Regions from separate parts of the Homo sapiens genome. Here region 2 is linked to region 1. A link is a loop called in an ENCODE intact Hi-C map of the cell type or tissue named here. Cell type or tissue: heart right ventricle. All regions are shown on one strand. Each heading gives the region's core, and the rest is flanking DNA. Links, peaks and the distances in the headings are about the cores only. Region 1 overlaps LOC105370832 (a long non-coding RNA gene). Region 2 holds the start of LOC105370832 (a long non-coding RNA gene).

Region 1 (15,920 bases), core at 4,819-12,818:
ACACTCAGCACACAGGCTGGCATTGTTAATATGGCATGCTTTATGGCTTCCCAAGAGAGCTTTGCTATGTTTCCTACCATGGCCACCATTTTCCCTCCCCATATAAGTCTTTACATCTTCAGTGCCTAGCCCAGAACTGGCATGCAAAGACATTCTATAAATGATGCTGAATCCTGAGGGAGACACTTGGCAGATGAATGACACTAGCTAATACAGCGTTTAAAGGCATGGTGTGACACAAAGATAAACATAAATATCCTCTATTTCTTTCACAACAGTAACTTTGAAACCCCATCTTTTGGAAAAGCATTGTCTCCACTATGATGCACACGTCAATGATTCTGCTTATCAAATTCTGTTGAGCCAGCATGGAAGGAACAACTCTCTGTAGTCTATTTACCTTAAGGAGCTCAGTCACATGTCCAGCTCGCAGCCTGTTTATCAGGATGAAGGATGCTCTCTGGAGAGAGCAGACAGCAGGACAGGCCGGGCTCAGATGACAGTCTGCCCTGTGGAGATTGACTTTAATGAAGCACAGAATAAACAGGAAGATTAAGAGGGTGCAAAAATCAGTGACAAGTTCTAAGTTCACCTCTCTGTTGGAAATGAAATGTTCTCTGTACACCTGAGAGCTGTCTCTGGGCTATAGATGAGGGCATCTGTTTGGTTGCCAATGATTCCATGCTATCCAAATCAGCCTCTATGTGAGCGCAAAAAAGTTTTCTCTTAATTTACAGACGTACTTCTATGCATTTTATTTAAATCTACCCACAAGGAAATTTTATTTAGAATGAGTAAAAATATTGGATTTATTAAAGGGTTTGAGAAAATATTTAATAGGCTAAGATGTTACCCTGACAAGCAGAGATTAAATGTTTTTAATATTGATCTTTTATAAAGTCCTTCCACATTCCTTTGTGCTGAGAAATCACGCTTTCTCAGCCATTCGTGACATAAAGGTGTAGTCAGTCCTGTAGGGATGGCTCACCTTATAAAAGAACTAAGTTCCTGGATTTAAATAAAAACAAAAACTAGTTTTCTTCACAACACAATGCTACTTGTTTAGGAACTTAATGTCATTTAGACATTTCATTGTACATTGTTTCAGTTCCTTATTTCAAATATGATTTTCAATAAATATTTAAAAATCTAAGTTACAAAATAACCAGAGGGAATAGTCCAGAATTCACACCCATCTTTTGGAGATGACAGTTTTGTTTAGAGGATCCAAATGGAAATATTTTCTCATGTCATCATTGTATGTTTTTCAAAAACATAGATATTACTAAAGGTGATAGCAAAGTATTCATTTTATATATATAGCATATTCCTTATTATTTAATCAAACTGTGAGAACAATTCATGTGTATGTGTGGGTGTAAACATATTGAATGCTTATCGAGCATCATGTAATCCTGCTGATAGTATTGTAGCATTTGTACCAGTAGATGGCACTCTGATTCAAATTGATATTCTAAGCTCCCTGTTGTCCAGCAGTATCGTTTCTTCGGTGGTAAATGGTAAGCACAGTGTACTAATCTGCCGGCATGTACCCAAGTGAAAATGTGTCGTAACACAAAAGTAACTCAAAACAAGATTTGCAGACTATTTTAGGAAAGCTGACATGTACCTGGGTAGAGTGCACAGTCATAATACAGTAATCAGAATGCCTGGATCCAGAAGGGATTCGTTGAGAACTTCTCTACTGAAGGGGCTCGTTAAGTAGACTTCATGGAATGGAATGGAAGGAACATGTGGCAGCGAGAAGCAGATATTCTAGGTAGACGTTGCCTTTAGGAAGGTAACCAGAGAAGTAGTTATGAGGAATGTGATATAGTTTGGGTCTACCTTGAGGAAGTCCTCTGAGACAGGCTTAAAGTCAATATTTAAACTTCATACCATGAGGAGAAAGTGGAGAGGGGGCAAGAGAAACACAAGCTAAGCAAAAAATAAGCAAACAAGACATGGTCAGCCAAAGTTATGCCTGGCATCCAATTTTCACTTTTGATTATTTATCATAGTAAATAAAACTCAAATCAGCCAACTGAGCCGCCATTTTTAATTTGGGGTTGTAAATAAGTGTAAGTTGTTACATTTATATTTTACATTATGTAATTCTGGAGATAATTCAACATATCTTAGTCAAATGGAAACACTGAGTTTTCCACCTAAATGTAGAACTCTGAACCACATGTCTCCGGCACTTCAAAAAGCCATCCACTAGTCTTTAATTTTTCGTTACCTTAATAAGTAATTTCCTAACCTTCTGGCTGTTTCGTCTGCAAATTCTGTGTATTGTTCATTTATTTTGCTTAAACTTACAATAACCGAGAGGTCACAGGGAAAGAAATGTATGTGTGATTAGGATTTCATTTGCAATTATTTTTAGAGCATTTGAGGCAATGGAGGAGTCTTAATTGGTATTATACTTTCTAATGCAAATTCTAAGTTAAAGCAGGAAAGAGATGTTTTAAATAATTCAGCAGCAACTGTACCAAATGAAGAATTAGTTAAATCTCTTTAAGGTCTCAAGTACATAGTAAACCATTAATGAAAACTACGTTGTTTAATCTACAGAAAGTGTTTTCCGTTTGCCATATGTTACCAGGACTATCACTAAAATAGTAATTTACTGTGAGGATGAGGCTTTAAAATGCTGTGCTGAGGCCCTGGGTTCTGGAACCACTGGCTAGGTCAGCACTTTGTGGTTTTAAGCAGCGATGTGCCTTGGGTAAGAACAAGAGAATGAGGTTCATTAATTCTTGAAATGCCTTAAACACAGACATTCTGTACTTTTTTGTTGTTGTTTTCTTTTTTGGAAGGGTGAAAACATCCTTAAATAGGTTTAGTACAGAGATTGGTTAGTTCTCCTCAAGAATAATAACATCTCCCTTTGAATTTCCATGACTGTTCATTGGAACAGGGCTTTGAAATTTGCTGAAGCCAGGGCTTTTATGTGGCCCCCATTCTGACCAACAGAACCAGTCTACAGATGACTAGGTGAAGTTAAGCGTGGAGTGTGGTAGAAAAGCACAGAAGAAATGGAGCTGCCATGGTGCGGATCAAACCCATGACCGAAGTCGTGTGGGCCACTGCTCTTGAGCACAGCCAGTCACTCTGAGTTTGTCACTGCTGCTGCCATTGTATTGCAGGTTTGCTGGCCCTGGTATTTTAAGATAGTTGGTCACATTCCTTAACTATGAAAATACATGTCCTGTTCAGGTAAGTTCATATGACTAGAGGGAGGTGCAGGGTTGTATTAAGTGGGGTGAATGGTAAAAGATTAATCTAGAATAATAGGAAAGAGGGTCACATTATGGAAAATGTTGGACACCCAGGACTTGGGTCTCATAGAAACAGGTCTGAGGCTGAGAACTTAAACACATTCTGACTTAGTCCCAGTAGTTTATTACACATTTGCCAAAGGAGTTGTAACTTAAAATTTTATTTCCAACCATAACCCACAAAAAGAATCGCATAGCCCCTAAAATATTCATGTTATTGCTGCTGCATGTTCATGCTAGAATTTGAGGTTTGCCTTCAGCTACACCTTAGCACAAAAGAAATCATACTAAAAATAATTGCCATAAAGGCATCAACTTGCTCATTTGCTCTCTTTCACTGTAAGACAATAAACAAATTAAATGATATCTCATTTGCCTTTATACATTTGCATATTTAAATGTTTGGAAACTTCCCTGCTAAGGAAATTGGGCCTCATCAGACAGACTAGTAGTGGGTGAATACCTAAAAATTTCAAATGTATTAATTCTTTCTGATTATTATTAGAAATTTTCATCGACTGTTAGACTATATCAATGGCATATTGTTGAATAAATGAAGCAGATTAACACAGCAGTATGCCATTGTGAAAAAAAAGTGATATACATGTTATATATTTATTTTCCAAATACACATAATGTGGTAATACACCCACACATAAAAACCAGTATGTCAGCTTTGGGAGACCGAGGTGGGAGGGTTACTTGAGGCCAGGAGTTTAAGATCAGCCTGGACAACATAGTGAGATCCTGTCTCTACAAAAAAATAAATAAATACAAAAATTGGCTGGGCATGGTGGTGCATGCCTGTAGTCCCAGCTTACTCAGGAAGCTGAGATGGGAGGATCAATTTAGCCCAGGAGTTGAATGCAGCAGTGAGCTATTATTACCACTGTACTCCAGCCTGGGCAACAGAGCAAGAGCTCGTTGCAAACAAAGCAAAAACCAGTAAGTCACCATCCCATGAGTACAACTCAAGTCATATTAACATTTAATAGCCAAACTAGAATGGCCCTGAGTCCCTCTTCTCTTTATCTGGTTTTTTAAAAAGTTCACGTCCCAAAATATTTCTGAGAGCCTCAGGAATGCTCACATGCATTAAAAAATATTAGTCGCAGGCTCAACCACCCATTAATGTGTAGCCTTCGTTTACATTTCTGGTAAATTTTATATTAGTTCACACAAAGCATGAACTATGAAAAAAAGGGGGTTCCAATTTAAATAGCCACTTCTGCCAACCAAAGCACAGAGCTTTCTCATTTTATCTAGGCAGTAGCAGTTTGGAGGTGATAACAAAGTATTCCCTCTCTTTGTGTTTCTCAATGTCCAAGATGTCCCAAAGTAAGGTAGTTTGATGTCCTAGTGTTCCAGTTCACAAAAGGTACACACATGCACACACACACACTTGCACATTCACATATACATATACACATTGCCTTTTTCCAGTCTATATACCACCCATAGAACCTAAATTGAAAGAACTTTCTTTAACTTTCTCATCCACTGTGAAGAAGCCTTCAGCCAAGCCTCACTTGCTTCTTCCTGCACTTCCACTCTTCTCACAACGACTGTAAATAAAACACATGCCTCTATAAAGGATAAGTTCTCAGCATACTTCAAATTGGATACAGAAGGTTAAAAACAACAACAAAAACGACTCCTCCCGACTTCATCCAGCCCTATGTCCAATCTCGATTCATTGACACTCACTCAACTCTGGATCAAGATATTTTAAGTCCGAATGGCCAACTTTTGTTCAGAAAAAAAAAAAATCAAGAGGACTTCTGGTTTCAAATGTAGCATCAAAACAAGCTGGTTTCACTCCATTTCCTTGTCCCCCGGAGAAACCCAAAATCAAATATACAGTGCCAAGATTATCACCAACAAAGTTCCAGAACTCAAATATGAGGATGAGACAGTTCCCAGGGCCACAAAGAAGTGAAAAAACTATGAGAAGATGTTAAGAGAATCAGGCTTCCATATGTACAGCACCTGTTATGCTGCTCCCTGCCCCCCAGCACCAAGTACACAAAAAAATTTCTCCCTGATTCATGGTTTTTTACACTGAAAAAAAAGTCAGAGTGAGGTGAACAATCAGCTTCTCCACCATCTTGGGTTCTCAGGCAGGAGATCTATCCTTGCCTCAACTCACAGGAAGCACTGACAGTACCTGAAGGGAGACTATCCCTCAGGACAGCCAGAGACAAAGGGGGAAGTGGGACTACCATTCCCAGCCCTGGAAACTTCTTTGTAACTCAACCAAAGGAGATGCCAAGTCACAGAGGTTGTTCAGCAGCATCGTGCTGTAGGAGCTCCATTCCACAGGTCCTCTGTGCAAAAGCCAGCCTTCCCACATTACTAGGATATCCCCTTTGGGACCTCCCTTATTTTAGATGGGTGGCATTCTGAATGTTTCCTAGAACCAAAGCAAACCTAGGCTTAAGGCTCAATCTAGTACTAGGTAAGCAGCAGCAACCTAGCAGGAATAAAAATTTAAAAACAAAATCAACAAGAAAATTACAAAGACTCTATAAGCAAACATATCCAATAAAAAAGAAAAAAACAAGCCAGACAGAGAAGATGGCAATAAATAATTCTTCAATGCAAAGACATAGATATACATGCACAAGAAACAATAGCAAAATGGGAATCACAACGTCCTCAGATAGGCAAAGCAAGGAATGAGTGACTGACCCTAACAAGATGGTAATATGTGAACTCTGACCAAGAATTCAGAATAGCCATCTTAAGAAAACTGAGAAAAAAATAAAACTTAACCAAATAACATATAAAGGGGCTTCAATTCATCTGCCAACAGACTTCTCAATAGAAACCATAGAGGCCAGTAAGAAGAGGGATGACATTTTTTAAATGCTGGAATAAAAAATCTGCTATGCAAGAATATTGTATCCAGCAAAGCTATCCTTCAAATATGAAAAAGTGCTAAAGTATTCCCCAAAAGAAAGCTGAGAAAATTCACCAACACTAGATCTGTCTAACAAGAAATGATAAAAGGAGTTCTTCAATCTGGAAGAAGAAAAAAACACTAATGTGCAAAAGAAAACTATTTGAAGGTATAAAACCCACTGGTAAAATTAAGTACATGGACTAACCCAGCAGACTCTAATACTGTAATTATGATGTACAATCCACTCCTAAGTCTAGTGTAAAGTCTAAAAGACAAATCTATCAAAAACAATAATGCCTACAGCAACCTGACAAGAGATAGACAAAATAAAAATATGTAAATTGATAGAAAATAAAGTCAAAATGGTTAGGGGAGAATAAAGTATAGAGGACTTTTTTCATTATTTCTTTTTTTATATTATTTTCTTCATGATCTAAGATAAGTTGGCATCTCTTTCAAATAACTTGTGATATCTATAAGATGTTTTTTGTAAGCCTCATGGAAATCACAAAGCAAGAACCTATTATCACTTTACTAAAAATAAAAAGCAACAAATTAAAACATACTACCATAGAAAATTACTTAACGATGAAGGAAAACAGTAAGGAAGAAAGAAAAAATAGGAGTTACAAAACAACCAGAAACAAACAACAAAATGGCAGTAGTAAGTCCTTGTTTATCAATAATAACATTGAACATAAATGGACTCAGTTCTCCAATTAAAAGCCAAACAATGGTTGAATGGATAAAGAAACAAGACCCACTATATGCTGCCCACAAAAAACTCACTTCATCTATAAAGAGACACATAGACTGAAAGTAAAGGGGTAGAAAAAGATGTTCCATGCAACTGAAAACTATAAAAGAGCAGGTGTAGCTATAATATCTATCAGATGAAATAAACTACAAATCAAAGACTATAAAGAGAGACAAATAAGGTCACTATAAAATGATAAAGGGGTCAATTTAGCAAGAGGATATAACAATTATAAATATCTAGGCACTCAACACCAGAGCTCCTAGGTACATAAAGCAAGCATTAATAGATCTAAAGGGAGAGATAGACTGCAATACAATAATAGTAGGGGACTTCAACACCCTACTCTCAGTAACGAACAGATCATCTGAGAGAAAATGAACAAAGAAACATCAGTTAGGCCTAACTGACATTTTTAGAACATTTCCCCCAACTTCTGCAGAATGCACAATATTATCATCAGCATATGGAATATTTGCTAGACTAGATTATATCTTAGGGCACAAATCTTAAATTCAAAAACAAAGAAATTATAACAAGTATCTTTTCTGAACACAATGGAATAAAACTAGAAATCAATAACAAGAGGAACCTTGGAAAATATACAAACACGTGGAAATTAAACAATATGCTGCTGAACAACCACTGGGTCAATGAAGCAATTAAGAAGGAAATTTAAAAATTTCTTGAAATGAATGGAAATGGACATATAATATACAAAAATCTAGATAAGATTAAGACTAAAAATACACAATATCAGTGAAACAAAAAGTTGGTTTTTTAAAGGTCAACAAACTCAATAAACCTTTACCTAGACTACCAAAGAAAAAAAGGGAGAAGACCCAAATCAATAAAATCAGAAGTGAAGGAGATATAACTGAGATCACAGAAATACAAATAATTGGAGATTATTATGAACAACTATACACCAACAAATTTGAAACCCTAGAGGAAAGAGATAAATCCTTAGACACATACAACCACCAAGATTAAATCATGAAGAAGTAGAAACCTTTAACAAACCAATAACAAGTAATAAGATCAAAGCCATAATAAAAAGTTCTCCATTAAAGAGAAGCCCAGAATCTAATGGCTTCACTGCTGAATTCTGTCAAACATGTAAAGAAGAATTAATACCGATCTACTCAAACTCCTTAAAAAGCATGGAAGAGGAGATAACACTTCCAAACTCATTCTACAAGGCCATCATCACCTTGATACCAAAACCAGACAAACTGAGCACAGTAGCACATGCCTGTGGTCTCAACTACTTAGGAGGCTAAGGTGAGAGGATCTCTTGAGCCCAGGAGTTTGAGTGTATCCTAGGCAACATAGTGAAACGTATCTCTTAAAAAAAAAATCAATGAACTGGACAAAGTCACAACAGAAAAAGAAAACTACAGGCCAATTACACTGATGAACACAGATGCAAAAATTTTCAATGAAATACTAGCAAACTGAATTCAAGAACACGTTAAAAGATCATTAGCCATGATCAAGTGAGACTTCATCACAGAGATGAAGGATGTTTCAACATATGCAAATCAATAAACATGATATATCACATTAACAGAACCAGGAAGAAAAACCACATGATCATTTCAATAGATGCTGAAAAGCATTCAATAAAATTCTATTGTGATAAAACCCACACCAAATTGAGTATAGAAGGAACATACCTCAACATAATAAAAGCCATACATGACAAACCAACAGCTAACATTGTACTGAATGGGGAAAAACTGAAAGCTTTTCCTCTAAGATATGCAACAAGACAAGGATGCCCACTGTCAGCACTTTTATTCAACATAATACTGGAAGCCTTGGAAAGAGCATTTTGTCTAAAGAAATAAAGGACATCCAAAGTTGAAAGGAAGAAGACAAATTAGCCTTGTTAGCAAATGACATAATCTTAAACTTAGAAAAACCTAAAGACTCTACTAAGAAAACTATTAGAACTGATAAATTCTGTAAGTTTGCAGGTTACAAAATCAACATACAAAAATCAATAGTACAATTGGAAAATGAAATAAAAAAAGCAATCCCATTTATAATAGCTACAAAGAACATAAAAAACCTAGAAAGCAATTTAACCAAAGAAGTGAAAGATTTATGCAAGGGAAACTACAAAAAACTTTGATGCAAGAAATTGAAGAGGATATACAAAATATGGAATGATATTTCATGCTCATGAGGTGGTAAAATTAATATTGTTAAAATGACAATTCTATCCAAAGCAATCTATAGATTCAATGCAATTGCTATTAAATACCAATGTCATTCTTCACAGCAGAAAAAACATTCCTAAAATTTGTATGGAATCACTAAAGTTACCAAATTAGCCAAAGCAATCCTGATCAAAAGAATAAACCTGAAGCATCACACTATCTGACCTCAAACTACACTACAAACCTATGGTAACCTAATCAGTGTGGTACTGGCACAAAGACAGATACATAGACCAATGTAATAAAAAAGAGAACCCAGATGTAAATCCATGCATTCACAGCCAACCCAGTTTTGACAAAGGCACCAAGAACATACAGTGGGGTAGGGACAGTCTTTCAGTAAGTGGTGCTGAGAAAACTAGATGACCATATGTAGAAGAATGAAACTAGACCCCCTACTTCTCATCATATATAAAAATCAAATAAAGGGGGAGTGACCAAGATGGCCGACTAGAAGCAGCTAGTGTGTGGCTCTCAGGGAGAGGAATGGAAAAGGTGAGTAAATACAGCACCTTCAACTGAAACATCCAGGTATTAAAAGTAATGGCAAAAACTGCAATTACTTTTGCACCAACCTAACACATGCATTGGGATTAATTAATGAAACAAATTGAACCGTGGAGAACAGAAAAGCAAGGCAGGATGACAGCCCACCTGGGAACGACATGCAGCCAAGGGAACCTCCCTCACCCAAGGAAACAGTGAGTGAATGTGCAATCCCAGGAGCCCATGCTTCTCCAACAGGTCTTTGCAACCCCCAGGTCAGGAAATACACTTGTGAACCCACTCTGCTAGGGCCCTCAGTCTGACACATAGAGGCATGTGGGGTCTTGAGAGAACAGCCTCTCAGGCACATGCAGAGACCTGGGAGCCTTAGCTACTCCAGCTTTCTGGGCTTCCCAGCAAAAGTAGCTGCAACTCCACAAAAGTGGGAGGTTAGACCCCCACACAAATCCCTAGGAAAGAGACTGAATCTAGGGCTGAGCAGCAATGGTCTCTGGGTCCCACTTCCATAGCCCCTCACAGGATAAGACCCGCTGGCTTGGAATTCCAGCCATCCACCAGTAGCAGCATTGTGCCTCCCTGGGATAGAACTCCAAGGGACCTGGGGGAGAGGTGGGCCACCATCCTTGCTGTTTGGCCAACTTAGCTGTTTCAGCCTTCAGGCTTTGGAGTGTCCAAGATGACTAGGGGCTGAAGCAGACCCCCAGCACAGCACAGCTGCTCTACAAAGATGTGGCCAGACTACTTTTTAAAGCAGGCCCCTCATCCCGTTCATCCTCACTGGGCATCTCCAGCCACATCCTACAGATGTGTTCGGGCCGGCCACAGATCCATACCTCCCTGGGACAGAGCTCCCAGGGAGAGAGGCAGGCTTCCATTTTTGCTGTTTGTAGCCTTTACTAGTGATAACTCCAGGTACTGGAAAATCTGAGTCAACTAGGGACTGGAGCGGACCGCCAGCATACCGCAGCAGTCCTATGGAAAAGTGGTCAGTCTATTACATGGGTGCCCATTCCCATATCTCCTCACTGGGAAGGTCCTCCAGGCCTGGGCCTCCACCCACCCCCCGCAGAGCTCTCAAGCCAGTAGCAACTCGTCAACTCCCTGGACAGAGCCTCCAGGGGCAACTGAAAGTCTCTCTGCCACTGTCTCTGCAATAGAACTGTCCTGGTCACCTTTGGACTAATGAAGGAGCAAAGACCCCAAATGCCCTATCCACACCTCCAATGAACTGCAGTCAACCCAGGGAGAGGAGGCCAGTCTGTCTTTCACAGGTCCCACATACCCTCCACTGCTCATCACCACACAGGGAACCTGTGGCTTAGGCCCACAGCACAGATCCTCCATCCTGGGCTGATAGCACTGAGTGATTGCTGACTCACATCTCTCTGGAGTGGAGCCCCCAGAAGACAAGCAAAGTGGTGGGGCAGCAATCCAGCTAATGTGGAGCTCAGAGGCTTTGGTGAAGGAACGTCTGTAGCAGAGCATGGCCAGGGAAGGCCATCCCTCTAGGCTCAAGTTGATCCAGAAGAGACTTTAGCCTTAGGGGAACTGTCAGACCTGATCTCTGCAGGGCAGTTGTATTAGTCCATTTTCATGCTGCTGATAAAGACATACCCAAGACGAGGTAATTTATAAAGAAAAAGAGGTTCAATGGACTAGGGAGGCCTCACAATCATGGCGGAAGGCAAAAGGTACATCTTACATGGTGGCAGGCAAGAAAGAATGAGAACCAAGCAAAAGGGAAAACCCCTTATAAAACCATCAGACCTCATGAGACTTATTCACTACCATGAGAACAGTATGAGGGAAAACGACTCCATGATTCAATTGTCTCCCACAGCATCCCTCCCACAACACATGGGAATTATGGGAACTACAATTCAAGATGAGATTTGGGTGGGGAAACAGCCAAGCCATATCAGCGGTCTTGCACATCAGATAGGGCTGGTCCAACATGAGCACTCCTTGGGTTGCTGGACTCTCCTGGGCCCCCAGCCTGGTTACACTTACAGGGCAGTCCTGAGTGCCCTGGGGCCCCACATCATGGCTTCTGTGCAGGTGGACCATGCCTGACTGATTGGAGAGCTCCAGTGAGGCAGCCACTATGGCTGTACACCAGCCCACACATTCCCTTCTCATACTGCAGCTTCCTCTGGGCCCACAGAAACTCCCCACATCACATTGTTGGCACATGTCTACAAGGGCAGGTTTTGCTTTACTTGCTCCACCAGCACACAGGGGTGCAGTATGCCCTGCCAACCCCGCTGACCACCATTGCAGACGGATCCTTGGTGGGCACAAAGCCAGCAATCCCCTCCCCTGCCAGTGCCTTGCCCTTGCCCTAATAACTATGCAGAGAACAGGGGATCCTCCCACACCTTGAGAAATCACTCCTGCTAGCAGAGCACAGAGAAGGCACCCAGACCTGTGCTGGCTTACACCCCACCCCAATCCAACACCATCTCCAGTACAACAGTGCACACAATATCTAGCAGGGGCCCCCTGCTGTCCACCAGCTACCTTGCCTCTGCCACTGTGGTCAACATCCACAGGCAGGCAGGTACCTTTACATCTGCTAGCACTCTGCTGCAGCTGCCACACCTTGGTCCCCCAAGTACAGTAAACTCCAAATTTTGAGGAGCCAGAGAACAAAGTCAGGGCCCAATACAAGATTCCAGAGACAGAGCAGGTGGTCCAAGAGTTGGGAGCTGAGCATTGGCTGCCTAGAATCTCCCAGAAATGAAGCCAGTTGGCTGAATCCATCTTATACCACAACCAAACCCTGAAAATCATCAAATAGGATAAAAGAAAAGAAAAACCCATCTAAAGGTCAGCAACCTCAAAGACTGAAGGTAGCTAAACCCACAAAGATGAGAAAGCATCAGCATAAGAATGCTGAAAACTCAAAATGCTAGAGTGCCTTTCCTCCAAATGACCACATCACCTCCCCAACAAGGGTTCAGAACCAAGCTGAGGCTGAGATGGCTGAAATGACAGAAGTAGAATTCAGAATATGGATAGGAATGAAGTTCACTGAACTACAGGAGTACATTGTAACCCAATGCAAGGAAGTTAAAAAAATCATAAAACATTGCAGGAGCTGACAGACAAAATAGCCAGTATAAAGGATGTAACTGACCTGACAGAGCTGAAAAACACCCTATAAGAATTTCATAATGCAAACACAAATATTCATAGCAGAATAGATCAAGCAGAGGAAAGAATCTCAGAGCATGAAGACTGCCTTTCTGAAATAAGGCAGGCAGACAAGAATAGACAAAAAAGAATGAAAAGTAATGAAGAAAACCTTGGAGAAATACGGGATTATGTAAAGAGACTGAATCTATGATTGCTTGGTGTACCTGAAAGAGATAGGGAGAATGGAACCAACTTGGAAAATATATTTCAAGATATCATCCATGAGAACTTCTCCAACCTAACTAGAGAGGCCAATATTCAAATTCAGGAAATGCGGATAACTCCAGGAAGGTGCTTCACAAGAAGATCTTTTTCAAGACACATAATCATCAGATTCTTCAAGGCAAAATGAAAGAACAAATGTTAAAGGCAGCTAGAGAGAAAGGGCAGGTCACCAACGAAGGGAAGCCCATCAGACTAACAGCAGACCTCTCAGCTGAAATCCTACAAGCCAGAAGAGATTAGGGGCCAATATTCAACATTCTTAAGGAAAAGAAATTCCAACCCAGAATTTCACGTCTGGCCAAACCAAGCATCCTAAGTGAAGGAGAAATACGACTCTTCTCAGAAAAGCAAATGCTGAGGGAATTTGTTACCACCAGACATGCTTTACAAGAGCTTCCTCAGTGAGGAAGCACTAAATATGGAAAGGAAAGACTGTTACCAGCCACTACAAAAACACACTGAAGTACACAGACCAGTGACACTATAAAGCAACCACATAAACAAGTCTACAAAATAACGAACTAACATCATGATGAAAAGGTCAAATCCACACATCAATACTAACCTTAAATATAAATGGGCTAGATGTCCCAATTAAAAGACATAGAGTGGCAAGCTGGATAAAGAACCAAGACCCATTGGTATGCTGTCTTTAGGAGACCCATCTCACATGCAAAGACACAGATAGGCTAAAATATAAAGGGATGAAGAAAAATCTACCAAGTAAATGGAAAACCAAAAAACGCAGGGATTGCAAACCTAGTTTCTGACAAAACAGACTTTAAACCAACAAAGATTTAAAAAAAGACAAAGGAGGACATTACATAATGGTAATGAGTTCAATTCAACAAGAAGATCTAACTATCCTAAATATATATGCACCCAACACAGGAACACCTAGATTCATAAACCAAGTTCTTAGAAACCTTGAAGAGACTTAGAGTCTCAAATAATAATAGTGGGGGACTTTAACACCCCACTGACAATATTAGACAGAAAATTAACAAAGATATTGAGGACCTGAGCTGAGCACTCGATCAAATGGCCCTGATGTCTACAAAACTCTCCACACAAAATAACAGAATATACATTCTCCTCATTGCCACATAGCACATACTCTAAAGTTTTTTTGTTTTGTTTTTCAATTTTTTTTTATTATATTTTAAGTTTTAGGGTACATGTGCACGACATGCAGGATAGTTACATATGTATACATGTGCCATGTTGGTGTGCTGCACCCATTAACTCATCATTTAACATTAGGTATATCTCCTAATGCTATCCCTCCCCTCTACCCCCACCCCACAACAGGCCCTAGTGTGTGATGTTCCCCTTCCTGTGTCCACGTGTTGTCATTGTTCAATTCCCACCTATGAGTGAGAACATGCGGTGTTTGTTTTTTTTTGTCCCTGCGATAGTTTGCTGAGAATGATGGTTTCCAGCTTCATCCATGTCCCTACAAAGGACATGAACTCATCATTTTTTATGGCTGTATAGTATTCCATGGTGTATATGTGCCACATTTTCTTAATTCAGTCTATCATTGTTGGACATTTGGGTTGGTTCCAAGTCTTTGTTATTGTGAATAGTGCTGCAATAAACATACGTGTGCATGTGTCTTTATAGCAGCATGATTTATAATCCTTTGGGTATATACCCAGTAATGGGATGGCTGGGTCAAATGGTATTTCTAGTTCTAGATCCCTGAGAAATCACCATACTGTTTTCCACAATGGTTAAACTAGTTTACAGTCCCACCAACAGTGTAAAAGTGTTCCTATTTCTCCACATCCTCTCCAGCACCTGTTGTTTCCTGACTTTTTAATGATTGCCATTCTAACTGGTGTGAGATGGTATCTCATTGTGGTTTTGATTTGCATTTCTCTGATGGCCAGTGATGATGAGCATTTTTTCATGTGTCTTTTGGCTGCATAAATGTCTTCTTTTGAGAAGTGTCTGTTCATATCCTTTGCCCACTTGTTGATGGGGTTGTTTGTTTTTTTCTTGTAAATTTGTTTGAATTCATTGTAGATTCTGGATATTAGCCCTTTGTCAGATGAGTAGATTGCAAAAATTTTCTCCCATTCTGTAGGTTCCCTGTTCACTCTGATTGTAGTTTCTTTTGCTGTGCAGAAGCTCTTTAGTATAATTAGATCCCATTTGTCAATTTTGGCTTTTGCTGCCATTGCTTTTGGTGTTTTAGACATGAAGTCCTTGCCCATGCCTATGTCCTGAATGGTATTGCCTAGGTTTTCTTCCAGGGTTTTTATAGTTTTAGGTCTAACCTTTAAGTCTTTACTCCATCTTGAATTAGTTTTTGTATAAGGTGTAAGGAAGGGATCCAGTTTCAGCTTTCTCCATATGGCTAGCCAGTTTTCCCAGCACCATTTATTAAATAGGGAATCATTTCCCCATTTCTTGTTTTTGTCAGGTTTGTCAAAGATCAGATAGTTGTAGATATGCGGCATTATTTCTGAGGGCTTTGTTCTGTTCCATTGGTCTATATCTCTGTTTTGGTACCAGTACCATGCTGTTTTGATTACTGTAGCCTTGTAGTATAGTTTGAAGTCAGGTAGCGTGATGCCTCCAGCTTTGTTCTTTTGGCTTAGGATTGACTTGGCAATGGGGGCTCATTTTTGGTTCCACATGGACTTTAAAGTAGTTTTTCCCAATTCTGTGAAGAAAGTCATTGGTAGCTTGATGGGGATGGCATTGAATCTATAAATTACCTTGGGCAGTATGGCCATTTTCATGATATTGATTCTTCCTACCCATGAGCATGGAATGTTCTTCCATTTCTTTGTATCCTATTTTAT
Region 2 (15,920 bases), core at 5,396-13,395, 100 kb after region 1:
TTTCTCAAAAGAAGACATAAAAATGGCCAATAAGTTTATGAAAAAATGCTCAGCATCACTAATCAGAGAAATGTAAATCAAAACCACAAGGAGCTACCATCTCACCATAGTTAGAATGGCTTTTATCAAAAACACAGGGAATAATCAATGCTAACGAGGATGTGGAAAAAGGGGAACACCTGTACATTGTTGGTGGGACTGTAAATTAGTACCGCCACTATAGAAAACTGTATGAAGCTTCCTCAGAAAACTAAAAATAGAACTATCAGATGTTCTGGCAATTCCACTACTGAGTGTATATCCAAAAGAAAGGAAATCAATAAATCAAATAGATATCTGCACTCCCATGATTACTGCAGCACTATTCACAATAGCCAAAATATGGAATCAACCGAAGTGCCTATCAGTGGATGAATACTTAAAGAAAATGTAGTATATATACACAATGGAATATTATCCAGCCTTAAAATAAAATGAAATCCTGTCATTTGCAGCAACATAGATGGAACTGAAGGTTATTATGTTAAGTGTAATAAGCCAAGCACAGAAACACAAATAGCACATGTTCTCCTTCGTATGTGAGAGCTAAAAAAGATGTCATGACGTAGATTGGTTACCAGAGGCCAGAAAGATGTGGGGGAATGAAAATAGGTTGAATAATGGGTACAAACATACAGTATGATACAGGAAATAAGACCTAGTGTTGATAGATCAGTAGGGTGACTATACTAGGGATGGTTAATTGGTCCAAAAATACAGTTAGACAGAAGGAATAAGATTTGTAGGGCAACTATAATTAACAATAATTTATTGTATGTTTCAAAATAACTAAAAGTGGAATTGGAATGTTACTAACCAAAAGAAATAAATGCTTGAGGTATTGGATAAATCAATTACCCTGATTTGATAATTACACATTGTATGTCTATATCAAAAAATCACATGTACCTCATAAATATGTACAACTATCATATATTTATAATTAAAAATGTGTTTATAATAAAATATCCAGAATAGATAAATCTGTAGAGACAGAATGCATATTGGTGGTTTGCAGGAACTGGGGCGAGTGGACAGTGTGGAAAAACTGCTTCATTGGTAAGAGGGTTTTACTTTGGAGTATTGGAGATGCCATAGAGGAAGCAGTTGAACAACATGTGAGTAGAATCAATTCCACTGAATTCTTCACTTGAAAATAATTAATTTTATGTAATTTCACCTCAATGATTTTTTTTTTAAAGAATATTCCACGTGGCTCGTGGAATTGCCAGCGAGGCTGGCGAACCGGGCACGGAAAACTGACAGGAAAAAGGGGAGTTCAGCCAGCCAGAATTACATAGAATTCATGCTACAGAATCAGTCTGGAGGGACACTGCTGCTCTGAGACTGAGGACATATTCCACAGATTGCAGGGAAGCATTCCCTATTCAATTGCAGATGGTGGCACAGGCAGTGTTACTCCCTGGAAGAAGAATGCTGTGCCACTGTCAAAAATTTAATTCTTCATTGTACCTGCATCTTGGGTTTATTATCTCAGACTCCTTAGCAGGCACATCTGACTTGCTGACTCTAATTCAATTGCCAATATCCTAGCTCAAAGGGGGTTGGGAAGGTAAAGCATTTGACTTTTTCTGCTCATATAGTGAGAAGCTTAACCGATTCACAGGGCAAAAAAAAATTCCTCAACAAAGAAATGGTTCAGATGTTGAATAGGCTTTTCTCCAGATGGTAAATGTCTACCGTATATTTGACCTTTTTTTTTTTTTTTTTTGGAGGTTCCAGCTAATGAAATAAAAAAACTAAAATACTCAATATAAATATTGAAAAAGGGGGAAATTATCTCCATTTGCAGATGACATGCTTGGAAAACTCAGTGAAGAACTCCAAGAACTACTGACAAAATGTATCAAAATGGCTGAATACTGGATGAATATACAAATACCAATAGGTTTTATGACTCATTGGAAATGGATATTGGAAAAACTTCCATTACCATAGGATTAAAAAGTAGTAAATAACTAAGAAAACATTTAACAAAATTTTAGGACCATATGATAATTCTAAAGTCTTATCTAAGGACATAAAACAAATCTTGAACAAATAGACATACCATATCTATCAATGGGAACAGTTAACATAATTTAATGTTTTCATTGGATTAATATATGATTTTAGGCTCACTCATACATTTTAGTGATCAACTATTTTAACTAATTTTATTCAATTGGTTTTAGATTCCTTGTCATAATCAAGTTATATTTTTAGCCACTGTTTGTTTTATGTATCAGTGAAGTCTTAAAATATATGACATGTCTTCCCTAATAGGTAAGCAAAATTTTTCCAAATTTAGACTTTGGTTTCAACTGCCTGTGAAAGAACATTCATCTCGGACCCCAGCATTAGATGTTTTTGAGTTAACCTATCTAAGGCTTACTTTCTTCATCCCTAAATCATTACAATAGTTTTTCCAAACAAAATTGAGAGATAATACACACAAAATTCTTAGTATAGTTCTTGGTACATAATAAATAGGTTGTGAATATTATATGAGTCTTCTGTCTTCTAATATCTGACAAAATATTTTTTTGGAATCCTCCAAAACAAACAATAATTTGTTTATTGAATGACTAAATGAATTAAATATTAGGTACATAACATACTATGAAGTAAAGACAGTGGGATAAGTTCCAAAATTGCCCTGTGCGAAGAACATTTTTTTTAATTAATTTTTTTGGAGATGGAGTTTAGCTTTTGTTGCCCAGGCTGGAGTGCAATGGCAAAATCTCAGCTCACTGCAACCTTCAGCTCCCAGGTTCAAGTGATTCTCCTGCCTCAGCCTGCTGAGTAGCTGGGATTACAGGCATGCACCACCACACCCGGCTAATTTTTGTATTTTTAGTAAAGATGGGGCTTTACCATGTTGGCCAGGCCGTTCTCGAACTCCTGACCTCAGATGATCCACCCGCCTCAGCCTCCCAAAATGCTATGATTACAGGCCTGAGCCACAGCGCTGGCCAATTTTTAAAAACTCTTTTTAAAATGAAGGATTAGGTTACATGAGAAAAATTGTTATGACTAATACTCTAGTCATCAGATGATTATTTCAGCAATTATATATAAAAGCCATAGAAGAATTTGATTGAGGCACATTAACATCTGTCTGTTGGATTCTATTACTGAATTTGAAATACTAACTTAAAAAATGTATATTCATAGTTTTTATTGACCTAAACTGGCCACATTTAAACTGCTGATGGTTCCTATATTTATCAGATAAAGGATGGAAAAACATCTCACTGTGAAATGTGTCATCCTCCAGGAGTTTCATCAATTGTTTTGCCCACCAGCTACAATAAAGCTAACGCATTTACTAATGTAAAATAGCACACTGGTTTTGTTGAGGTTTATTTACTATTCTAATGATTATTTCAGTGGAGCCAGGGCTCTAAATGACAGCCACATGGATAATTGCATTGTAATGTGTTTTCTTTTCAATTTAATCAGGTTTAATTTTGTATCTAATAGAACTAGTGCCTTTAAAATGTTGTGGTTGGTATAATATGAATGAAAAATGCATAATTTATTTGTAAAATGTTTGAACATCTTAGTTCTAGTACCATCTACTGTGTTCTTTTCAAAGTACTGCTTAATAGCAATAAGAACAAGTCATTGCTCATTTTATAAATTGTTTCATATTTGAGAATTTGTATTCTAGATTTATTATAAATTCTACTAACTAGGAAAGGTAAGATTGTTAGCTCTCTTTTCTGTAAACCTTGAGCTTTGTGATTGCTATCCTTTTGAAATGGAACTTGATACCTACAAGGGCCACTTACTGAAACTTTTGCTGTCACAGATTTGTCAATTTAAATCTAAAGCACTGTGTAGTAGGCTGTTTTCATTGCTGTAAAGGAATACCTAAGAGGGGGTAATTTATAAAGAAAAGTTTATTTTGACTCATGATTCTGTAGGCTGTACAGGAAGTGTGGTGCTGGTGGCTGTTTCTGTTGAAGGCCTCACGAAGCTTACAATCATGCTGGAAGGTAAAGAGCGAGGTGTATCACATGACCAGAAAGAACAGGAAAGAGAAGAGGGAGGTCTTAGATTCTTTTAAACAGCCAGATTCCATGTGAACTAACAGAGTAAGAATGCACTCATTACCACGGGGGAGGACATCAAGCCCTTCATGAGGAATTCTCCCCCATGACCCAAACACCTCCTACTAGGACCCACCTTTAACATTGGGGATCACAATTCAACATGATATTTGGAGGGACAAACATCCAAACTATATCACACTGTCACTTGCCTCTTTATTCTCTTCATGGTATATTTTGATAACTGGATCTTATAATATAGTAAAATTTATCAATTTTCTTTTATATATAATTTCTTATATATAATCGATAATTTATCAATTATATATAAAATTGATAATTTATCAGTTATCAATTATGGTTAATACTTTTTGTATTCTGTTCAAGAAACTTTTCTATATTTCAAAGTCATAAAGACATTCTTTTTATATTATCTGTCAAAGTTTTATTATTTAGTTTTTCACACATAGATTTATAATCCACCCTGAATTGTTTTCATGATGATGTGAGGTAGGGTAAAGTTTATGTTTTTTCATCTGAATAGACTTTTCTTTCCTCTCTAAACTGCAGTACCACCTTTTACTAAATCCAGGTTCATCCATCTATGCATGTTTTTGCTCTGGGCTTCCTATTCTAATTCAATGGTCTGTTTAAGAATTCAGCAAGCCTTTTTTGTAAAGGCTTTTTTATGGGTCAAGAGGTGTGATAGTGGCTAGGTGTGGTGACTCACACCTATAATCCCACACTTTGGGAGGCCAAGATGGGAGGATCACTTGAAGCCAGGAGTTCAAGACCAGCCTGGGCAACAAAGTGAGACCCCCCCAATCTCTACAAAACATAGAAACAATTGCATGTGCCTGTAGTCCCAGCTACTCAGGAGGCTGAGGTGAGAAGGATCACTTAAGCCCAAGAGTTCAAGGCTGCAGCGAGCTATGACCGCACCACTGGACTGAAGTCTCAGTGACAGACAGAGACCTTGTCTCTTAATAAAAAGTTGTGATAGTAAATATTTTGGACTCTGTGGGCCAACAGGCAAAATTGAAGATACTGTACAGATTTTTATGTAACAAGAGGGAAAACAAATTTCCACAAATTTTTAATTGATGAAAATCAAAATATAATAAAAATTGAGTACAAATTTTTGTTATAGTTGTCTACTAGTGAGAAGAACTGAACTTTTTTTTTTAATGGCAGGGATAATATTTTTGCTAAATTGGGATTCATAGTTAGTGTTCCCTATCATAAAAATCATTTGCAACTGTTTATATGTTAATGCTAATTTGTGATGAGCTTTTATGTATTTCATCATTAAAAATATCTTTTTATACACAGTAACTACTATAAAATACTAATATTGAGCCACTCATGTGACTTTTATTGAACATACTCATCATTTGGAAGGCATTTACAGAATCTCATTTTAGCATGTCATTACATTGCAGGTTAATCACTTTCTAGTTAAACGGTTAGGTGGAAGCTCCTCAATTTCACCGTTAAATTAATTTCAAAATATGGAAATTCCCTTTGCACTTGCATCAAAGTCCCAAAAACTCTACTGGAAAGGCAGTTTGAGCTTGGAAAATATATCTACTGCAAATGGTATAGTATTGAAGATCTTGTTTCTTGTTTCAATTTTTGCTAGCATGGGAAGTATATAAAGCTACTTGTCATTTTTTATGATTTAAAAATTAATTGTCAAAATGACTTTAATTCAGTATAAGTTTCACATCCTAAGCATTGTTTTGCTTTGTAATTTTGGGTTGAATTTATTAAACAACTATCAAGTTTGCTGCAAAAGGTAATTTCTAAAGCCATTCAGTGTTTGATATACTGGTTGAGGTGGTTCTTATTGTTCAGAAAAATTGCAATCTCAGCCCTGAGCTCAAAAATCACAGTAAAACTTTACCACTGCTAAGCCATAAAACTACTGTTTGATGGGGAAAATCTAAGTATTCAACTTATACTTCAGACAAAAATTCTTGGAAGTAATGAAGTCCACAAGAGCAAATGAAGTTCATTGTTGTTCTACCGGTTCAATATCACATGATAGATTCAAATATTTTCCTCAAAATACCTACGGATGAGTAATACAATGAAAAACCAAGGCTTTAATCAACTTACACTTTCACAACCTTTATAAATTTGTCAACCAAAGCCTTTGCCTGCTCCAGATGTTTTTACCACCATCCATTATAACACATCTTAGTAGATTCCACTTCAGATTTTACTGAATTAATGTTTTCCCAACTTCTGTGAAAATAAATCTCACCTGTAGTTTCTCTATATAAAGAGTCTAATACTTATTTCACCTCAAATTTGGCATTGTCTTTAGGAATAAACAAATGATCAGCAGCAATATGATCTGTGGACTCATCCAGTCAAGGAAAACAACTTGAAATCATTTGCCCTTATTCTTTAGTTTGTTACTGATGTTTCTTCTCTTCAAGTAACTGTTCTCACCATAAGCCTAATAGTCATAAATAATTTTCTCTAGACACATTTTTTTCTCTCTTGCAATCAAACAATCTAATTAACCTACCAGTGGTAAATGGCTTTCTTCATGTGACTAACAAACGAGCCACTTGGAAACTCACTTTGGTTACAGTCTCCTTCACTGTTTCTTTGTAAATAAGTTATGTTATAATAAAATATTGTTTTAAATTTTTTAATTTTTCTGACCATTGTATTCCTGAGAGTTGGGAATATCATGATAAGTGTTTAGTCCAGCAAGCAGATGTATACTACATTCTTATAGCACAACTCTAATGTTATTCCATGATAAATACAACACTTTGCCATCTAATTTGACAGCAAAATAATCCACACTTCACTGCGTCTTTAAAACATGACATTTAGAGTCTACTATTCCCTTCCTTTGTTTTGACATGATTGGTAAGACTAGTAACAAAAAAAAATATTGTGGTATGGTGGTACACTTGGAATTCTATCCCGTTATACCTACATTACTGTGACTTATAGTGCACTCAGCAGCAGTGTGAATTAATAAGAGTGACACATATGATTTCTGTTGCAACTACTCAACTCTACCATTGTAGTGTAAAAGCAGCCATAGGCAATATGTGAGCAAATGAGCATAGTTGTATGCTAATACATTTGCATTCATCACTGAAATTTAAATTTTATGTAATTTTCAGGTGTCATAAGATATACTGTTTTTTCTGAACCATTAAAAAATGTAAAAACTCCTCTTAGCTTGCAGGCTGTACAAAAACAGGCAGCATATAGATTTGGTCCATGGGCCACAGTTTCCCAGCTCCTAAAAATGCTAATCGTCCAGAATAGTATTTATCAAAATTTGTTTTGAGGAGCTCTACTCTTGAGAAATCTTTCTCAAAAATAAAAAGTCAAATAACCTTATAGGAAGCCATATACTATACATCCCACTTGTAGATTCATGCTGAGAAATTCTGAAATACAGAAACTCACCTATTGTTGCCTAATCCAGATGTAATGATATTTATTTATTTTCCAGGTAATTCTTATTTACACAGAATTTCTGTTTGCATGCCTTAGAACCAAGGTGTGGTACATACTTCAAGAAGAGTTGATATGGTCCAGTAATACTTACTTGACACATTAGTGAAGTGAAGTAACAAAGTTCTGAGAATAAAAAAGTTTTTATTTTTCTAGAAAAGCACTGCCCATAAATTGGCTTTAATAATAATAACCAAAACCAAGTTTTAAACCCATGCTGCTTCATCTTCCTCATCCTGAAAACACTTTTGGCATTTAGGATAAGATAGTGTGTTTAACTACTACAGGAGTTTAATTGTTGGTTGAATCCAGCAATAAATTCATATCTTTTTATTTATTGATGTTGTAATCTGGAAGTAGGTTTAGAAGCCTTGTGTTTAGTCTGAAAATAATGTTTTAGTGGTAAAGGTTCCCACCATCTATCCTAGGAAAGGACTGATTGTTTTCTGCTAGTGGCATCAGGTAGCCTCGAGAATTAGGTTTTAAATTTATCCTAATGTATCAATAATAACTTGGCATCAGTAACCATGCTTCTGAAAGCCACAACATTCATCATCAAGCTGCTACTTTCAGCCTATCCTATTGCCTTTCTCAAGTTAAGTTATTCAATCGGCCCTTCATTGAATGCCTATTATGTGTTAGGATGTTCTAGGTCAATAGCTGTCCTAGTTTTAACCCTTAAAGGCTTAAAATTGGGAAGCCTGGATCCTAACCACAGCAATTCCTCTTTCTAGACTATAGCAAGAGCACTGGGTTTATTTTTATATAGCTTCACTCTTTCTTACACGCAAAAATTAAAACCAGGGTCTTGAAGAGATATTTGTACACTCAAGTTCACAGCAGCATCATTCACAATAGCTAAAATATGGAAACAACCCAAGTGTCCATCAACAGATGAATGGATATACAAAACGGAGTATTATTCAGCTTTGAAAAGGAAGTACATTCTGACATATACTACAACATGAATAAACCTTGAGGACATTATGCTAAGTGAAATAAGCCAGTCACAAAAAAGACAAATACTACATTATTCCACTTTTATGAGGTATTAGAATAGTCAAAATTAAACAGGTAGAAAATAGAATTGTGATTGCCAGGGGATAGGGAAAGTGGGCAATGTACAGTAATTACTTAACGGGTATAGAGTCTCACTTTTACTAGATGCAAGAATTCTGGAGATGAACTGTCACAAGAATAGACATATAGATAAATGGAATAGAACTGAGAATCCAGAAATAAACCTATAGGTATGGCAGATTTTTTTCATTTTTTGTTGCTATATATATGTAAGATAAAATTTACTCTTAACCATTTTCAGTGTACAATTCAGTGGTATTAAGTACATTCATATGTCTATTCTTGTGCCAGCACCACACTGTTTTGATTACTGTAGCTTTATAGTAAGTTTTGAAATCAAGAAGTGTTTGCCCTCCAACTTTGTTATTCTGTTTTGGCTATTTGGGGCCCCTTACAATTCTATAAAGGTTTGAATATTGGCTTTTCCATTCCTGAGAAAAGAAAGGCTATTGGAGTTTTGACAGGGATAGCATTGAATCTGTAGACTGCTTTGGGTATTGCCATCTTAACAATAGTAAGTCTTCTAATCCATGGACTCGGTATGTCTTACCATTTAATTCGTTCCTCTTTAACTTCTGCCAGCAATTTTTTGTAGTTTTCAGTGTCCAGGTCTTTCACCTCTTGGTTAAATTTATTCCCAGGTATTTTATTCTCAGATCTATTGTAAGTAGATTGTTTGTTGTATTAGTCTCTTTTCACGTTGCTATAAAGAACTACCTGAGAATAGGTAATTTACAAAGAAAAGAGGTTTAATTGACCACAGTTTCACAGGCTGTACAGAAGCTTGGCTAGGGAGGCCTCAGGAAACTTACAATGGTGGTGGAAGGTGAAGGGGAAGGACGAACATCCTACATGCCTGGAACAGGAAGAAGAGCACAAGCAGATGGAGGTGCTACACACTTTTAAACAATCAGATCTTGTGAGAACTCTATCATGAGACAGCACTGCGGGAATGATGCTAAACCATTAGAAACCATCCCCATGATCCAAACACCTCCCACCAGGCCCCACCTCCAACATTTGGCATTACAATTCAACATGAGATTTGGGTGGGCACACAGAGCCAAACCATATCAATTATTTTCTTGGTTTCCTTTTTGGGTTATTCATTGGTGGTATACAGAAACTCAAATGATTTTTGCACGTTGATCTTGTATCTTACAAATTACGGAATTTATTAGCTCTAGTAGCTTTCTTGTGGATTATTTGGGATTTTCTACATATAAGATCATATCATCTGTGAATAGTTTTACTTTTTCCTTTTTAATCTGGATGCCATTTTATCTTTCATCTATCTATCTATCTATCTATCTATCTATCTATCTATCTATCTATCCATCCATCCATCTATCTGTTTTGGCTAAAACTTCCAATACAATGTCAAATAGCTGTGGTGAAAGCAGGCATGTTTGTCTTGTTCCTGATCTTGGGGAAAAGGATTTTAGTCTTGCACCACTGAGTATGATTTCTGCTACGAGTTTTTCATAATTGCCCTTTCTCATGTTGAGGAAGTTCCCTCTCATTCCTAGTTTTCTTGGAGTGCAGTGGCACGTTCTTGGCTCACTGCAAGCTCTGCCTCCCGGGTTTACACCATTCTCCTGCCTCAGCCTGCAGAGTAGCTGGGACTACAGGTGCCTGCCACCACGCCTGGCTAATTTTTTGTATTTTTAGTAGAGAAGGGGTTTCACCGTGTTAGCCAGGATGGTCTCAATCTCCTGAACACGTGATCTGCCCGCCTCAGCCTCCCAAAGTGAGTTTTCTAAGTTTTTATCATGAAAAAGTGTTGGATTTTGTCAAGTATTTTTTCTGCATCAACTGAGATGATCATGTGGCGTTTTTACATTCCATTAATATGGTATATTACACTTATTTTCTCATGTCAAAACACCCTTGGATTCCTGGGATAAATCCTATTTGGTCATGGTATATAATCTTTTAATATGTTGTTGGATTTGGCTCGCTAATATTTTGTTGAGAATTTTTACATCTATATTACTTAGGGATATTGCTCTGTGACTTCCTTTTCTTGTGAGGTCTTTATCTGATTTTGGTATCAGGGTAACGCTGGCATCAAAAACAAGTTAGTAAGTGTTCTCTTCTACTTTTTGGAAAATTGAGGATTGGTGCTAATTCTTCTTTAAATGTTTGGTATAATTCACTGATGAAGCCATCTGACCCTGGACTTACCTTCATTGGGAAGTTTTTGGTTAATGTTTCACTCTCTTTACTTGTTATACCTCTATTCAGATTTTCTATTTCTTCTTGAGTCGGTTTTGGTAATTTGTTGCTAGAAATGTGTCCATGCCATCAAGGTTATCTTTTTTTGGGCATACAATTGTTTAGAGTATTCTCTTATAATCCTTTTTACTTCTGAAAGGTCAATAGTTGTGTCCCCACTTTCATTTCTGATTTAGGTATTTGTGTCTTCTTATAATACTTGATTAGTAAGTTATTTTTCTTAAACTAGCCAGAGCAACTATTTTTCTTAAGCTAGCCAGAGCAGCTTTTCTGCATCCTAAAAATAAGAAGCCAGAGTATCATAGAAGGCATTCTTGACTTGCTCTTGGTTTGGTGGAATTATAAAGTTTGCTTCTACCTGAAATTTCTCTACTTAGATTCAATTTCTATGGACAGTTTTAAACAACATGTTGGCCTGGCAGTGAGAGTGCTTACATGTCAAATTTGTTAGGTTTTGTTTATTTGTTTTATGCATAGTCTCCCTTACTATTGATGTTAATTATAAAATTATTTTAAGAGTTGCAGTTCCGGGTAAGGTGGAGTAAGCACACTCCACTTTGACTCTCCCACTGAATGCGGCTACAAAACCTGGACAGAATGCATATAACAATGTGGAAGGACTGTGAATACAAGATAATAGTATGAAGACTAAAGAACAACGAAATTTGAAGTGGAGTAGACCTAACTGGTAGTGAATAGACCCTTTTCACCCCCCTTTAGTATTTCTCAGTGTGGATTTAAGGCAATCTATAATGTGGAGATAGGTATTGGTATAGCTAGAGAAAGCTTCCAGAGAAGCCTTCTACTCAGGATCAAAGAAGAAGATAGAGATCTCCCGATAGCTACAGGAGCACCAAAATTCTGAGAGGGAGAGGGTTACTTTCCAGAGGTGCTATAGTCTCAAGAGAGTGAGGTGAACACCATTTCTTTTTAAATTCTAACTTCCCTCCACTTATCCCTGGATATGAGTGCAGACATGAAAAATGTAGGGCAGGATGGGGGGTAAATAAAGCCACAGTATTACAGATGGAAGATCAAAAAAGAGGCTTAAGGGACTGGAAGTTACTGGGGAAAATACCTAAAGGGAGGATCTTTGGAAAATTACCAGATAATGTTGTTTATGAATTTCTGGTATCACTTCTGAGGGATGCATGTGTGGTTCTGATCATAAACCAACATACCAAAGACTGAACTAAACTAAGAGATAAACCACATGCCAGGTTTCAGAATGGCCACTGAGCAGCATACATGTGTGACAAATTTGAATAAAACTGAAGGCTTTGAAAATGAAACTGACATTGAAACCACAACCCACAGAAGCTGGTTGGAATTTGCAGCCAGAACCCAATAAGGTCAATTGCCTACTAAAACAAATATATCAACATTCTCCATAGGATTTAAATAAACCCAGAGTCCCTTAACATTATATTTGAAATTTCCAGGATACATTCCAAAACTACTTAGTATATGAAGAACTAGGCGAATCTGAGCTCACATGAGAAAAAGATGATCAACACACACCAATGCTGATTTGACACAGGTGTTAGAATTATCTGACCAAAATGCTAAAGCAGCTATTATTAGTATAAAGGTGCTCCAGGAAGTAAGGACATACACTCTTAAAATGAATAAAAAGATATAAAGTCTCAGCAAAGAAACTGAAGACATAAAGAACCAAATGATAATTTGGGAACTGAAAAAAATATGTAATCACTAAATTTTTTTAAAAAAATCTCACTAGATAGTCTTAATAGCAGAATGGAGATGACAAAAAAATGAGTCAGTGAATTCGAAGATAGGTTAATAGAAATTACCTGATCCGAAAATAAAGAAAATATTTCTTAAAAAAGTAAAGAACCTAAGGAGCCTGTGGGACAGTACCAAAGGTCTAATGTTTGTGTTATCAGAGACTGACAAAGAGGAGAAAGGAATAATGTCTAATATCATTTCACATCCACTAGAATGGCTACTCCCAGAATTCCTGAAATTAACATGTGTTGGCAAGGATGTGGGAATTGGAACCTGTGGATTCATAATTAGGGAAAAGGAGTCAGGCTGGCTGGACACCAAGGCAAAGCAAAAAGAGAAAGCAGATAAGCTTCAAGTCTGCCTTTCTTCATGGTCCACTACACATTGCCCTCCTGGGTCCAACTATCATCAGACACCTGCAAGTTAGCTCACTGCAACCTTAGCATTATCAGTATTGCCTGTAGCACTCTTCAGCATAAGAAGCATTCTTGTTCTTATTTCCTTGTTTCCTTGCAGTCAGCTACTCTTCTGCTGATTCCACCTATAGCTCCCTGGCAACGTACTTTTATACTTTCTTTAACCAATCTGCCTTTCTTTACCTACAACTATCTTGGTAAATTCTTTTACCTCTGTGCCACCAGCCCAGACAGTCATCGCGCACCCAAGACGGAACCCTTGTAAATTGCTGGTGGGAAGTTAAAATGGTGCAGCCACTATGGGAAGTTTGGCAGCTCCTCAAAATGTTAAATATAGAATTACCATATGACTCAATAATTCCACTGCTCAATATATACCCCAAAGAATGGAAAACTGGGGCTCAAACAGATACTTGTACACAAATATTCCTGGCACCATTATTCCCAATAGCCAACAGGTGGAAACAACTAAAGTGTCCATCAAAAGATGGACAAACAGAATGCACAAAATTTGATATATATGTACGATGGAATATCACTCAACCACAAAAAAAGAATGAATTCTGATACATGCTACAACATGAAGTTGAAAAACTTATGCTAAGTGAAATAATTCAGACGTGAAGACAAACACATATTTTATAAGGTATCTAGAATACACAAAGTCATAAAGACAGAAAGGATTAATAGAATTGAAATTACTAGGTACTAGGGGCAGGGGGAATGGGGAGTTATCGCTCAATGGGTAGAGAGTTTCTGTTTGGGATGATGAAAAATTTCTCAAAATAGTGGTGATGGTTGCATAAAACATTGTTTATATACTAAATGCCACTGAATTATACACTAGAAATGTCAAAGTGGTAAATTTTATTTTCTGTATATTTTACCACAATAAAAAGGGGGAGGATAAATAACAGCAAAAAACTCCTCCCATATTTTGCAGAAGATATAAACTTACAGATTCAAGAAGTTCAGTGAATCTCAAACAGGAAAAATCCCAAACAAATCCACAACCAAACACTGTGAGAATTGATTATATGAATTGGAGTTATCATGCCCAATTAAATTAGAGTCAGGAGACCAGGGGAAGAAAAGAAAAGAAAAGCACTCAGGGCACAAGTGCCTGCCCAGGGACTGTCTCCTAAGCCAACTGCCAAAATGATCTGCTACAACCTTAAGACTATTTTTACCTAGTAGCTGCTAAGATGAACTGCCATGACTTTAAGCCTAGTTTTACCTACCCATCATTACTCACCAATCAGAGCTTATGAGCTCCCAAAAACTTTCCTAATGCCAATGAGTTTTCTTACAAAACAATACATAACATTTCTCTAATAAAACCCCCAACCTTTTCTCTGCTCTTTGAAGATACCAAAGACCACCCTGGTCTGTGTACATGCCCTGAATGGTAATTCCGTTTTTCCAAATAAAACATTTTCTTTAGAGTTTCATCTCTATCATTTTATTTGACTTTGATAACACCATAATCAAATTGCTGAAAACTAAAGACAAAGAAAAAATTTGAAGGTAGCCAAAGAAAAACAATGCCTTATCATAGAAAAGAACATTGATTCACATGACTACTGATTTATCACCAGAAACCAGAGAGACTCAGATGAAATGGCACATTTTTTAAAGTGCAGAAACAAACAAAGAAAAAAATCTGTCCACCTAAAATTCTATAGACTATTAAAATTATTTAAGAATTAAGATGAAATAGACATCATTAGAAAAAGGAAAACTAAGATCATTTGTTGTCATCAGATCTGCTCTAAAATAATTATAAAGAAATGTCTTCAGCCAAAAGGAAATAGTACCTGAAGGAAACTTGGTATATTATGCATAAAGGATGAGCAACGAAAATGGTGGCTACCTAAGTAACTATAACAGACTATTCTCCTCTTGAGTTCTTTAAAATATATTTGATGGCTGAAAGCAAAACTCGTAACATTATCTAATGGGCTTTTAATGAATATAAATGTAATATGTATGACAACTATAATGTAAAGCATGGAGGATAAAAGAACATACGTGGGTGAGGTTTCTACATTCCAGTTGAAGTAAAATATTGATTCCAAGTAAAAAGTGAATATGCAAATTGTGCAGCTACTCTGGAAAGCAGCTTGCTGGTTTCTTGTAAGTTAAACATACACTTACCATTTGACCCAGCAATCCTACTCCTGGGTATTTACAACAGAAATTAAGACATATGGTCACACAAAAATATGTACATGAATGTTTATACCAACTCTATTCATAATCAAACAGGAAACAACCATATGTCCTTTAATGGTGAATGAATAAACATATTATTTATAGAATGGATTACTACTCAGTAATAAAAAGGAATGAACTATTGATACATGCAACAACTTGTACAAATCTCATAGACCTTATGCTGAATCAAAGTCTCAAAGTGTTACATAATGTATCAGTCTGTCAGAGGTGTTCGAACCAGGGTGACTCCGTCTTGAGTGAGGGCTGGGAAACTGAGGCTGGGACTTGCTGGGCTGCATTCCTAGAAACTAATGTATTCCTAGCCTCTAGATGTTTACGGTTAAGGGAACAGATGGATAATGTTTACTAAACAGATCCAGACTTGGGAGTGTCCTGATATCCTGCTATCTTGAGAAGAGAAGCATTCCTAGTTTTGCTTTAATGGTAATATCGATTATTGTAAAATACAGTAATTAAGAAAATTAATCCTTTATCACAAACCCTTGTAGCAGAGCACATCTCCCAATGATTTTTTTTATCCTATATATATAGACAAGTATCGTACCTAGGGTGGACGTGTTCCTCCTCTTACTTTCGGGAATGCCCTACTCTGTCTATGGAGTAGCTG

The links. Hi-C counts contacts between places; a loop is a spot of excess contacts. Peaks named below come from ENCODE experiments on the same cell type or tissue, not always from the same donor. Only the 100,000 strongest peaks of a DNase experiment are listed, where the experiment ranks them.
Region 2: it touches region 1 in a loop (2.4-fold over the local background); 4 of 110 quality-filtered maps call a loop at or near these places.

What each region holds. Positions count from the first base shown.
Region 1 is chr15:56,495,283-56,511,202 of GRCh38, forward strand. LOC105370832 (a long non-coding RNA gene) reads right to left here. Exons shown (of 4, transcript XR_007064652.1): 2 at 1,631-1,791; 3 at 401-509. Among named protein-coding and RNA genes, the nearest start is that of MNS1, 38 kb to the left of the region's middle. In heart right ventricle, for the core only: no CTCF peak of the experiment used is centred there; no DNase peak of the experiment used is centred there.
Region 2 is chr15:56,596,154-56,612,073 of GRCh38, forward strand. It overlaps LOC105370832 (a long non-coding RNA gene), which reads right to left and starts at 9,443. Exons shown (of 4, transcript XR_007064652.1): 1 at 9,223-9,443. In heart right ventricle, for the core only: no CTCF peak of the experiment used is centred there; no DNase peak of the experiment used is centred there.